Regions from separate parts of the Homo sapiens genome. Here region 2 is linked to region 1. A link is a contact called in ENCODE Hi-C or POLR2A ChIA-PET data. All regions are on one chromosome and are shown on one strand. Each heading gives the region's core, a stretch centred on a gene start or an enhancer-like site at or near the end of the contact. The rest is flanking DNA. Distances are from core to core; before and after follow the strand shown. Region 1 overlaps KALRN (kalirin RhoGEF kinase). Region 2 overlaps KALRN (kalirin RhoGEF kinase).

What was found. Hi-C counts contacts between places; a loop is a spot of excess contacts on that map. ChIA-PET counts read pairs that join two places held with the same protein, here RNA polymerase II (POLR2A). Pooled maps may share reads with other maps.
Region 2: a loop to region 1 is called in a map with no recorded cell type, with 5 times the contacts of the local background. The contact joins two enhancer-like sites. A Hi-C loop is called at or near these places in 13 of 168 maps with a recorded cell type or tissue (CD4-positive, alpha-beta memory T cell, CD8-positive, alpha-beta T cell, Caco-2 and 9 more), 19 of 37 single-sample maps with no recorded cell type and 20 of 50 pooled maps. POLR2A ChIA-PET finds 5 or more read pairs at or near these places in 10 of 52 experiments (AG04449, HCT116, HepG2 and 6 more).

Annotation. Positions count from the first base shown.
Region 1 is chr3:124,619,217-124,625,666 of GRCh38, forward strand. The region is part of intron 34 of KALRN (kalirin RhoGEF kinase); the gene reads left to right. It also overlaps the pseudogene MEMO1P6. Among named protein-coding and RNA genes, the nearest start is that of UMPS, 110 kb to the right of the region's middle. RefSeq lists enhancers at 771-840, 1,608-1,697. Within about 2 kb of position 1,480, at least 13 of the 41 ENCODE cell types and tissues checked have a DNase peak (open chromatin) inside an H3K27ac peak, as active enhancers do; they include CD8-positive, alpha-beta T cell and natural killer cell, where a contact is called at or near this core.
Region 2 is chr3:124,666,931-124,673,805 of GRCh38, forward strand. It overlaps KALRN (kalirin RhoGEF kinase), which reads left to right. Exons shown (of 60, transcript NM_001388419.1): 47 at 82-253; 48 at 4,730-4,968. Among named protein-coding and RNA genes, the nearest start is that of UMPS, 60 kb to the right of the region's middle. Within about 2 kb of position 4,386, at least 2 of the 41 ENCODE cell types and tissues checked have a DNase peak (open chromatin) inside an H3K27ac peak, as active enhancers do; they include CD8-positive, alpha-beta T cell and natural killer cell, where a contact is called at or near this core.

The sequences.
Region 1 (6,450 bases), core at 230-2,729:
GGTTCATCCAAGTGGCAGAATTGCCTTCTTTTTAAAGGCTGAGTAATATTTCATTGTCTGTGTATATAAATACATACATCAGTTTCTTTATTCCTTGGTTTGTTGGCAAACACTTAGATGGTTGCTGTATCTTGGTTACTGTGCATAATGTTGCAATGAATGTAAGGGTTCAGATATCTCTATGAGGTAGTAACTTCATTTACTTTGGATGTGTACTCAGAAGAGGGATCACTGGGTCATGTGATAATTCCTTTTTATTTTCCTTCTTTTTTTTTTTTTTTTTTTTTTGAGATAGAGTTTTACTCTCGTTGCCCAGGCTGGAGTGCAATGGCGTGATCTTGGCTCACTGCAACCCCGCCTCCCAGGCTCAAGCAATTCTCCTGCCTCAGCCTCCCGAGTAGCTGGGACTACAGGTGCATGCCACCACACCCAGCTAATTTTTGTATTCTTTGTAGAGACAGGGTCTCACCATGTTGTCCAGGCTGGTCTTGAACTCCTAAGCTCAAATGATTCGCCCGTCTTGGGCTCCCAAAGTGCTGGGATTACAGGCATGAGCCACTGCGCCCAGCCTGATTATTCTATTTTTAATTTCTTTAGGAACCTACATACTGTTTGCATAATAGCTGTATCAATCTACACTTCCAGCATCAATGTGCTAGGGTTCCCTTTTCTCTACATTCTCACCAGCATTTGTTATCTCTTGATTTTTGATAATAGCCATTCTAACAGGTATGAGATGATATCATAGTGAAACCATTTTGGTTTTTTTTTTTTCCACAATGAAAGGCCTGTATTTTATACTAATATAATGTGCCCTTTCTTCAGTCTGAATTTGTAAAGTTTCACCATATTCTTTCAGCGGCTATGGTTTTTGTTTTGTTTTGGTTTTGGTTTTGGTTTTGAGACAGAGGTCTCACTGTGTTGCACAGGCTGGAGTGCAGTGGTGGAATCACAGCTCACTGCAGCCTTGACCTCCTGGGCTCAAGCAATTCTGCTGCCTCAACCTCCTAAGTAGCTGAGACAACAGGAGCGCACCACCACACCAGGCTAATTTTTGTTATTATTTTTAGTAGAGATGAGGTCTCGCTATGTTGCTCAGCTGGTCTCAAACTCCTGATCTCAATTGATCTTCCCACCTTAGCCTTCTAAAGTGCTGGGATTATAGGCATGAGCCACCACTCCCGGCCTTGGTGGTTATGTTTTGAACTCTTCAGAAGTCTTTTGGGAAAGTTTTCTACTCCACAGTTTAGAAAAAATGTGTGTTCCCTCTCCAGAAGCTGCAGCAAACTCTAGCAGAAGTAAATGGGTGTGTAGGTTGAAATAATATCTAGAATATTTACTCTTAGAAGAGCAGCAGATCTGCTTTCACTGACTTTTGCTTGATCCCACATATCAAGCTTCAGAATCCACCACTGGTGGAATATAGAGAGAATTTTCTCGCCTTTAACTTCCAGAGACAGCTAGATGGGGCAGTGAGTCCAGTGAGTCAGCACAGCAGTATATCAGAGCAGCGGCCTTGTGTTTTCAGGAAGTGCTTATCTAGGGGCAGAGGGTGGAGTTCATTGCCCTTTGAGGGCTTTCCTCCCTCTGTCTCTGACTCAGACAGAGGATTACACAGGAGAACCCGAGGTCGAGGAGACCTTGAGGACAGTCAATTGGGAACTTTCATTTTATCCTCTGCTTCCAATGCCATCCTAACAGGAGCCAAAGCGTGGGGCCAGGGTCGTGGGGAGGACAGCACTGAAGAAGCCTGCAGTAGTTGAGGGAGATCTGCACTGAATTAGAACAAAATTTAGGAGACTTCTAATTTGAAGCCAGAGGTGCTGACTTTTGAGTCTTTGGAGATTGCCTGTTGGAAATATTCCTGTTGAGGGCCAATGTCCCAATGGGCTCTGAAGATGAGAAGGATCCCTGCCCTATGTGGATGCCACTGGATCTGGAATCATTTCTGTGGCTCAGATATCTGTACACATTCTGCCAGGACAGGAGCAGCCGTATTGGGAAAAGAAGGGGGACAATAACTAGAAACGAACTAAGATGTGGCCCTTGCTTTTGTACTTTTAATTTAATGGGAAAAAATAGATACAGATGTTCTAAATGCATAAGGATTCAGTTGTACAGAATTTATAAAAACACAAAGTTAAGTCTGACTGAAGTGGTAAGGTAAAGGATGTTGAGTTGGTAAAGGATGCATTGGAAAAGAGACTCCTAAACTAGGTCTAAAAGTGGTGGCATAGTAAGTGGGAGGCAGGGGTTTGCGCTATGCATTTGAGACTTGGGGATGACTAAGAGATGGAAGATGGAATATTCTGAGCCAAGATGCATCTGCCAAGTTTAGTCTAAAGTTGTGTTAAGAGTAATTGCAAGGGCAACAAGTTTCCTAGTGTCAAGGAATAGTATTTCTAGCTCCCCCCACTTCCCGGCCCCATTTCCTGTTGCTGTCACCATAGCAGCTATCTTCATTCTCCAGCACTAAGTGGCCCAGGCACCAAGATGGCTAACCAGATGGTTTGCTGAGAAGCCAGCCGTGCCAGAACCTGGCCGTACATAGCCTCAGGACCTCAGCTGAATATGCAACCAGGAGCTTGTATTCTGTTAAATTTTGCCAGAGTATTATTGTACACCATGCAGGACATATTATGTAATAATACTTACTGCAGGCCTTATGCTGTCAATGCTTATGAACAAATATGGATTTATCCATTGGCTACCCAGGAAATTTTCACCTTTGGCCCTCCCATTACGTGCCCTTCTCTAGATATTCAATTTCCAGTGTGAACAAAGATGTATATATGATATTTCTATAATTTTTATATTAGCAAATTATTTCTGGAAAGCAAAGAAAATAGGAATGTTTGAGTATATAATATCTTCAGACAGATGTATTGAAGTACATTGGCCTTATACAACTCAAGCCATATGAAAGCAATATGAATGAGTTTGCAATTATTCCCATGCCATTGGAGCTAAAGCAAAAGAACAGAAGGTCAAAGGACCCCTCTGTAAATTGTTAGTGGATATTAGAAATCTTTGTGGTTTCTTCTGATTTCAGCCATTGGAGTCAAAGTTTCCAATTCAGTATTACGATTAACACCAGGTGGACATTTATAGACCTATTGACCATCTAGATAAAACAGGTATGGTTTATATGGAGCAACTGGACCCCATTGTCTTTTAACAATCACATGATGCATTATATAGAAGACATGCCTTTGGGGTGTGCTTGAATACCATCACTGAACTCCAGAAGAATGGATTGAAACCGAGTTTTTTCATTTTTGAGTTGTACTACTCAAGCCAATGTAGAAAATAGTGAGCCAGCCTCATAAGTAATATATTTGTGATGCCCGCAATCCATGGAAGCCTCGGATGCCACCTGCACATATGCTTGCTCTCTAGGGTCCCAGCCTACCCCTTGCAAAGACACTGCTACTGGTCTTTGGGGACACTAAGCTCCTAACACTATTAGAATTATCTTCTTTTTCTGTCTGGGAATTGTAGTCCTTCTCTACTTCCAAATCGCCTTGGGGTCAGTAGAAACAAGGCTAAGTCAGTATTTTGTGATTAGAAAAGTAATGGGTGACAGTCCTGTGGATGCAACAATAAAGTATTCGCCAGAGCCTATGTTTGCACTCTTTGATGACTTGTGTACAGTGTGTTCTGATTTCAGAATCGTTTGGCAAATTTTACACTAAACCAGAAAGGGGAGTAGCATTTTTTTTAGGTGTAACATTGAAGTAAGTATGAGTTGAAACTTTAGAAACAAGAAATTAAATTTCTAAATTAGTTATATCAGATATAATAAATTTCTGGTATATTCAGTTCCTACCGATGTCTATACAGGTTTCTTTCTTTTCTTTTTTTCTTTCTTTGTCTCTCTCTTTTTTATTCTCTTTCTTCCTTTCTTTTTTGTCTCTTTCTTTCTTTCCTTTTCTTTTCTTTGCTTTGCTTTTTTCTTTCATTCTGCTATGTTGCCCAGGCTGGTCTCAAACTCCTGGGCTCAAGCAATCCTCCTGCCTCGGATTGCTGGGATTACAATCCCAAAGTGCTGGGATTACAGGTGTGAGCCGGTGCGCCTGGCCTATGCAGGTACCTTTTATTTGGTTACTAATTGTATTAGTCAGAGTTCTCTAGAGGGACAACAGAACTAATAGGAGATATATATATATATATATTTATTTATACACACACACACACACACACACACACACAAAAGGGAGTTTATTAACTCACATGATCGCAAGGTCCCACAATAGGTTGTCTACAAGCTGAGAAGCAAGGAGAGCCAGTCCAAGTCCCAAAACTGAAGAACGTGGAGTCCAATATTTGAGGATAGGAAGCATCCAGCACTGGAGAAAGATGTAAGCTGGGAGGCTAGGCCTGTCTAGTCTTTTCACGTTTTATCTGCCTGCTTTATATTCTAACTGCGCTGGCAGCTGATTAGATGGTGCCCACCCAGAGTAAGGGTGGGTCTGCCTTCCCCAGCCCACTGACTCAAATGTTAACACCCTCACAGACACACCCAGGATCAATACTTTGCATCCTTCAATCCAATCAGGTTGATACTCAATATTAACCATCACACTAATGAAAGGCTACCTAAGTAGAAGAAGGACAATGTTTGACACAGACAATGGACTGGTTAGGATATGTTCAGTGCACAAGCTCTCCTAGGCTTTATTCTGATTTTTGTCTTCAGTTGAAGCAGGTAGCACTTATGTGTGTTGCATGGAAACATGCTAAAACAGTCGCCGTCTATCTGAGGTTTCACTTTCCACAGTTTCAGTTACCCACAGTCAACTGAGGTCTGAAAATATTAAATGAAAAATTTCAGAAATAAACAGTTCATAAGTTATAAATTGCACACTGTTCTGAGTAGTGTGATGAAATGTCACACCATCCTACTCCGTCCTGCCCAGGATGTGAATCTGAATCATTCCTTTGTCCAGCATCTCCATGCTGTATATGCTACCTGCCCATTAGTCACTTAGTAGCTGCCTCAGTTATCGGATCAATTGTCCTGGCATTGCAGTGCTTGCGTTCAAGTTACCCGTATTTTACTAAATGATGGCTCCCAAAGCGCAAGAGTAGTGATGCTGGCATATTGTTATTGTTGTCCAATTTCATTATTAGTTGTTGTTGTTAATCTCTTAAGGCCTAATTTATAAATTAAACTTTATCATAGGTACACATGTATAGAAAAAAACATATATAGGGTTTGATACCATCTGTAGTTTCAGGCATCCACTGGGGATCTTGGACTGCATCCCTTCCCTCATGGATAAGGGGGAGATTACTGTACTGTGATTAAAATACCTGAAATCATGGAGTTGTTGCCCCAAGGCTTAGGCTAATAACATCAACGTGCTTATTCTAACCCCCAAGATGGTATCTGAGACCATAATCTCAACAGTTGTTCAATTACCTCCTCATAGAGTCCTTCAGAGGCTCCCATTCTGAGGGATACCCCTGTAGATAGATAGAAGGAGGCAGGTGTCATCTTCAGGGAATAACCTGTGCTGCTTAAACTTCCAAATGGTGAGGGAGGGGGAAAATTGCCTGATAGCCAAAGGATGAGGCTACCTTATTCTAGGAAGAGATTGCAGGCATTGGTCTTAGGAGTGGTTAAAGAGCTATCATTACTTACTGGAGATAGGGAGAATCTATTACCAGGTGGCAACTGGTAGTATTAGGTTTTTCTTTTGCTTTCATGAGACACAGAACTTTGAAGCTAAAACTTTTGACGCTTAACATATCGAGACTAGCCTGTAGAAGAACACACAGATAGAATGAATGAATACACAGAAAAAAGTCAGTCATGGAATTAGGGGAGGTTTTTATGGTTTTATTAATTTTTATTTAACAAATGCTTCTCTGGGTCTAGACATTGTTCTAAACACTTTTCAAATATTAACTTCTTAATCCTAGGAGCAACCTTATGAGATAGGTTCTAATATTCCCTACTGATGAGGAAACCAAGATACAGAGATACAGAAACCAAGGTAACCTGCCCAGAGTCATAACAGTGCCCAGTGGTGGAGCCAGACAGTTCCACCTGGAGATTTATGCTTTAGAGTAAAAGCAGTGCTGTTCAGTGTGTGACCACAGACAGCCAAGGTCTTTGAACTAAGTCCAATCCACAGTGAGATGAGCCCAGAAAATGAGTGTTTTGACAGTTCCACAACATCCAAGAGTGTGATGTATTTCATAAAAGTATTGGTCTGGCCAGGTATGATGGCTCATGCCTGTAATCCTAGCGCTTTGAAGGCTGAGGCAGGAGGATCCCTTGAGCTCAGGAGTTCGAAACCAGCCCGGACAACATCATGAGACCCCATCTCTATCTTCTTCCAAAAAAAAAAAAGTACTGGTCCAAAATAGATTGGAAACAAGTAAAACTGATTCTTTACCACAGACAGTTTGGGAAGCACTGCCTAGAAGAATTCTCACACT
Region 2 (6,875 bases), core at 3,136-5,635, 51 kb after region 1:
GAAACTTTGAGGAAGAGTAATATGTTGCTGATTTTTAAAAAATCTTTTAAATGTAAAAAGGATCAACTCGTTTTCTTCCAGATGAATTACTTGGTCCTGGAGGAGAATGTGGACAATGATCCCTGCAAGTTTGCACTCATGAACAGAGAGACTTCTGAGAGGGTTGTTCTGCAAGCCGCCAACGCTGACATCCAGCAGGCCTGGGTGCAGGACATCAATCAAGTCTTAGAAACACAGCGAGACTTTTTGAATGGTGGGTGCTGGGCTTGGTTCCTTGCAGGGCTGTGTCAGGGGACTCCACGACCTCTGAGCTTCCTTGGGTCTAGGTTCATGTTGAGTTATGAACCCAGATCACATTTTATAGGTACTCCAACTTTGTAGTTTTCAGAAACACTTTAGAATTTTTCTGAAGCTGAATACACAAGCACAACAGATAGGGTATGAAAAAGAAGCTCCATCTTTCTGATAGAAGAGATTTCACTTATAGGACACAGGATATATGTCTTGTGGCCATCACTACCACCTGGTACTAATTTGGGCAAAAGTCTGAGATAGGCACATCCTCTGTGTCTAAGGAACCAGGACCGGCTAGAAATGATATGTGTTTTTCCACTTTTCACAGCTTCTGTAGTGTTAACTAGAGATAAATGAGAGTTTGACCAATCAGTTCAAATCCCTCCTCTGCTCCCAACAGTGTGAGAGCCTACATAAGCCACATTACTAGCCAACCTTACCCCTTTTAAATGAGAGATGATTGCTAACTTTAAATTTCTGTAATACCCTGAAACTTCCTAGAAGAAAATTTGTGGTTACACAGAGGGTGTAGCTCTTTGTGGCCCTTGCAGGAGCTCCCTCATGGGTGGTGTGAACTGGAGTGAAGTAGAGTTGCCACTTTGTATATATTTCTTTATTTTTTCCCCTGCTGGGGTTTTCTTCACACTGAGCTTGGCATGGGAAAGGGGTATGCGATTTTAAGCTAGTGGCTGATCTCTGCTGACTTGGTTAGCTCAGAAGTCTAACCAAGCAGAAATAGAGCTTGAAGTTGAATGCAAAATGTAACTAGTAATGAAGTAAACCTGAAGACTCAGAAAACACATATGCCTGTATATCGAGACACACACACACACACACACACACACACACACACACACACACACACACACAACCACCTTTGGGTATACCACCTCTTCCTGCCTGTCCTGAGATCCGTCCTACATGGCCATACGTGCTCACAGGAGCGCACACACAGGTACATGCATGTACACACGTACAGGCCCACCCTCGGGTGTGTCACCTTTTCATGCCAGTACTAGGATCTGGACTCTTTCAAATGATCCAAATACAGCATTTTCTGGATGTCTAGAATGGAACTGAATGCTGAAGGGAAAGATAAAAGGTGCCATACGAGTTGAGGACCTTGAGGAGTCATGACATTTCTCTGGGCCTTGTGGCTGGTTTTGTGAAAAAGGGAGTTCAGGTAGATCTACTTTGCCCATGCTGGCATGCTCTGTGATGGGCCAGTCTTCCTGGAAGCAGGACACCTGGCATCCTCCCTACAATATCAGTTTCCCTGTATTATAAGGGATTTAGCACAGTGTTTTAAAGACAAATAGAAGGAGATCATGTAACAGGATGCCACGACTTTTTAAGATAGAACATGAGACTTCAAAGCAATTTTGCACTTACAGAAAGTATTTTTGGGCCAGGCTCCTGGCCCTCAACTGTAAAAAAAATTTGGTGAAAAACAACTAGACTAAGTGATCTCTAGGATTCTTTTCACTCTAAAATGTCTAAAATTAAACACCAGCCCAGCCCTGAGGGATGGTAATGAAAGTTTTATATGGCTTATGATTTCTGAATATAATATACAACTTCAAATGAACACTTTTGTTGATAAAATAATTTTATGCAAAAATGTGTTCATATATAAAAATATCTGTTTAAATTGCATTCTATTAGGAGTTTCTGATAGATTCTAAGCTGAAATTAGGAATTTTAAAATTCATCAATTTGGGACAAAAGAAAAATAAGGTGCAACAGTAAGTTGAAACAAGAAGTTATTGACATAACAATAATGGCTCCTGTGTATTGAATCCTTGCTCTGTGCCAGGCACTATGCTAAGCATTTTACATGGTTTTTCACATTTAATCCTCACGCCAACATGGAGAGGTAAGTACTATTGTCCTACTTTTTTCAAGTGAGGAAAAGGAGACTCAGAACTTGTCCAAGGTCACAGAAGCAGTAAGTGATAGAAACAGGACTTGAATCCACAGCTATAGGACTTCAAATTAAGGTTGTGAACCACAAAACTGCAGTATAGGTGCTAGTGTTAGGGCACTCATTTATTTAATTATGATCTCCCTAGCAACCAAAGTGAAGAAAGAAACAGGATCAGACATAAGACACTGTATCGATCAGTCAAAAACAAACCCTGTAGGGACGCACAGTTTTCTTGATTCTGAGAATTAAGTTATGCAAATGGAGGCTGGTGAAAGAATACAGGCTGTCCATTTAGCTTATTTAAGAAGGCATTCTATTTTCAAATGTTTTAGCACAATTATTGTAAATAACCAGGTAATATCACAATTCCATGTGATGGGAATTGATTCATAAAATCAGTTTGATAAGGCCTACTTTATAACTCTGCTATGTACTTAGAACTTGGAACTGTATTTATTTAGGCATAGTCAATGATTCAGACCTTTACTTCGTTCCAAGAGACCTTTCTCCTAATGAATCATGGAGATACAGTCAGCCCTTGGTATCCACAGGGAATTGGTTCCAAGACCTCCCGAGGATACCAGAGTCTGTGGATGCTCAAGTCCCTTACATAAAATGGCATAGTGTTTGCATATGACCTGTGTACATCATCCTGTACTTTAAATCATCTCTAGATTGTTTATAATACCCGATATAATGTACATGCTATGTAAATGATTGTTATACTATATTGTTTATGGAATGACAAGAAAAAAAACTCTGTACATGTTCAGTACAGACCACAACCATCCTTTTTTCCCCCATATATTTTCTTTTTTTTTTTTTTTTCTTTTTTTGAGACAGAGTCTCGCTCTGTCGCCCAGGCTGGAGTGCAGTGGCGCAATCTCAGTTCACTGCAAATCTCCACCTCCTGAGTTCAAGCGATTCTCATGCTTCAGCCTCCTGAGAAGCTGGGATTACAGGTGTATGCCACCAATACAAAAATACAGAAATGCTAATTTTTGTATTTTTAGTAGAGACAAGGTTTTGCCATGTTGGCCATGGCTGGTCCTGAACTCCTGGCCTCAAGTGATCCACCCGCCTTGGCCTCCCAAAGTGCTGGGATTACAGGCATGCACCACTGCACCTGGCCCTTCCCATATATTTTCAATCCACAGTTGGTTGAATCCATGGTTGTGGAGCTCACAGATACAGTGGGCTGACTGTATTACTGAACTAGGTTATCATCTCCTAAATACTTAATGCCACAAAACACTCCTCAGTGAGAGAGGCAGTGCTCTGGTGGGCCTGTTATTACTTTGACACATACAAGAGACAAGGATGTGATGACGGACCAGGGCCAGGCTTCTACTTACAGAGATGTGTGCAGGCATCTCAGAGCCAATCTTTCCTTCTGAGACCTCAAGTAGAAAGGAAGTGTGACCCTATGTTGAGTCCTGTTGAGGTATGTACCTATCACAGTAGAAATATCCTTGTAATTGAGAAGTTCTCTGGGCCCCAGCTGTTAACCCACTTAAATAGCTGTTACAGTGCAAACTGATAAAAATGACATAATCGGCCAACCTTTGAAGTCATTCTTAAAGAATTGGACCTGTATGACATTTGCCTGGCTCTCCCTCTTTAGTTCTCAGACCTTGCAACCTTGTTACCTTAAACTCAATAAAACAAAGCTCCAGTCTTCTCCTTCACATCAGCTTATTCTCCTGTCTTCTGAGTTCCACTGACTGCCATCCTCCGAGTCTCCAAACCTGAGCCATCCTCGATTCTTGCATTGCTTTTCCCACCTAGGCTGTCACAGTCTCATCTCTCCCGACCTCACCACGCCCACATCCATTCCACATCCCACTGGTCCCGCTCTCCTAGACCTTCTACCTCTCGCTTTTACCATTCTGTGGCTTCTGAATTAGACAAGAAGCCTTCTGTCTCATCCTCTCCAGTCCCTCCTCCTAACCACTACAAGGTCAGTGTTCCTCAAATGTCGCTCTCTGATGATAGAATCTCAATTTAAAGCTTTAAAGTTCATTCCATCCAATTACTTTTCATGACCTTCAGAATTCAGTCCAGACTCATTGGACTCACTTTCTAGACTTTTCATACCATGGCACTTCCCACCTCACAGACCCTTCTGGTTTCCTCTTCCTCCTAGACACCCTTGACTACTTCCTGTTCCCCTCGCCAACACGTCACACTTGCTTCCTTCCTGCAGCCTAAGTGCCAGAGTCTGGCCACAGCTCTCTTCCGAAGCTCTTTGTTATTACCACCACACACATATTACAGAGCCTTCTCTCTCTTTGCACAACCCTTGGCACCTCACATATGGCACCGTTTTGTTTTTTGTATTTTCATTATTTAGGTAGATGTCTTAGTTCTCCCATTGCCTTAAAAACAAGGGTAGTGTTTTTCTCACTTATCCACACGATGCCTAACACAAAGCCTTGGACCTAAGAGGCCTCCAAATCCTTGTGGGATTCCCAAAGCTTAGAGTAACCACCTGCTCTTATCCCACAGCACTGCAATCGCCCATTGAGTATCAACGGAAAGAAAGGAGCACAGCTGTGATGAGGTCTCAACCTGCCAGGCTTCCCCAAGCCAGCCCCAGGCCCTACTCCTCTGTTCCTGCGGGCTCAGAGAAGCCCCCAAAGGGCTCCAGCTATAACCCACCTCTGCCTCCCCTGAAGATATCTACCTCCAATGGCAGTCCAGGGTTTGAATACCACCAGCCTGGGGACAAGTTCGAAGCCAGCAAGGTAAGTGACAACTCATTACTCCCACCCTTGTCACTACGATGGCATAGCCTCAGGGGTTACTTTAGGAAGAGAAGGAGTCTCGGTCTGTCATCCAGGCTGGAGTGCAATGGCACCATCTCAGCTCACTGCAACCTCCGCCTCCCAGGTTCAAGCGAATTCTCCTGTCTCAGCCTCCCGAGTAGCTGGGACTACAGGCGCCCTACCATACCCAGCTAATTTTTGTATTTTTAGTACAGATGGGGTTTCACCATGTTGGCCAGGCTGGTCTCAAATTCCTGGCCTCAGGCGATATGGCCACTTCAGCCTCCCACAGTGCTGGGATTACAGGTGTGAGCCACTGCACCCGGCCAGGAAGTAGCATCTTTTAATGCTTGCTGATTATTTTAGCAGGAACAGCACACTAAGTACAGTCTAGTCTCAATTATGTTTTCCTTTCCCTATAAACTGAGTGAGTTATACCAGTTCCCTGTGGCATAAATCATCATAAAAATGGATGATTTTTGCTAAATAGAGTAGTTTCAGTGTGGATCATCGTCATCTAAAAGTCACAGCTGTAGTGTTTGACACCTTAAAAAGAGTTCACCCTTTCTAATGATGATCTGCCTCGAGCACCTACTGAAAGAAGTTCCCAGTTCTTCACCATCTATTGGCTGATGTGGAAGGGAAGTCGATCATCAGTGTGTGAATGGGAGAAGTCTGACTTGGATTGAATGTTTGTCGTCGATAATCCACAATTCAAACATCACCATAAGGAGAGTCAAAGACTCAACCATAGACTTAGTCTACACAGCTATTTTGCCCCTACAAGGTAGGTAGAACAGGAGAGAAATGGGAAAAGTGCTAGATTAGGAATCAGGCAAACCTGGTTTCTATTCCCAGTTCTGCAACTCACTTGCTTTAGAACCTTAGCCGAGTTAGTTAACCTCATTAGGCCTCAGTTTTCTCTAGAACTCAGTGGCTCTATGAATAGGAACACTTACATTTTTTATCTACATGTTCCAGTTTTATAGTTTTATTTCTCCTCAAAATTATTAGTTTATATTGGTTATATTAAAAAATTATTAGTGTCCAAGTTCAATCCTGTATTAGAGTAACCACACTGATTTGTTCCGTCACATCACCTGGAAATGATTTTCCACCTTAAAAAACAATCCTGCCTTTGTGAATAAACTGAAGTCACTTTGGCATTTTGTCAAACATATCGGGCCAGATGCGCTGGCTCACGCCTGTAATCCCAGCACTTTGGGAGGCCAAGGCAGGGTGATGGCTTGGGCTTAAGAGCTCAAGACCAGCCTGGGCAACATAGCAAGAACTCATCTCTAATAAAACTTTAAAAAAAAAAAAAAATTAGCCAGGCACGGTAGCATGCACCTGTTGTCCCAGATACTGAGGCAGGAGAATCACTTGAGCCTGGGAAGTCGAGGCTACAGTGAGCTATGACTCTGCCACTGCACTCTAGCCTAGGTGACATAGCAAGACCGTGTCTCAAAAACAAACAAAAAGTATATACTGAAGAATTTGTATGTATATCCTGTATGTATATACATATAGAATATATATGTATATCCTGTATGTATATACATATAGAATATATATGTATATCCTGTATGTATATACATATAGAATATATATGTATATCCTGTATGTATATGCATATAGAATATATATGTATATCCTGTATGTATATGCATATAGAATATATATGTATATCCTGTATGTATATGCATATAGAATATATATGTATATACTGAAGAATTTCTGGCTCTTACCATGCTCTATGAGGCAGCCAGTCCTCCTAGGAAAGTTACAAGTCTGTCTAGAGGCAGCTGCCCTGAAATAGACTCACATGAAAAGGTCATGGGCAGCATCTCTTATATTAATGAGTAGGGGAGGGTACCTGGTGCCTG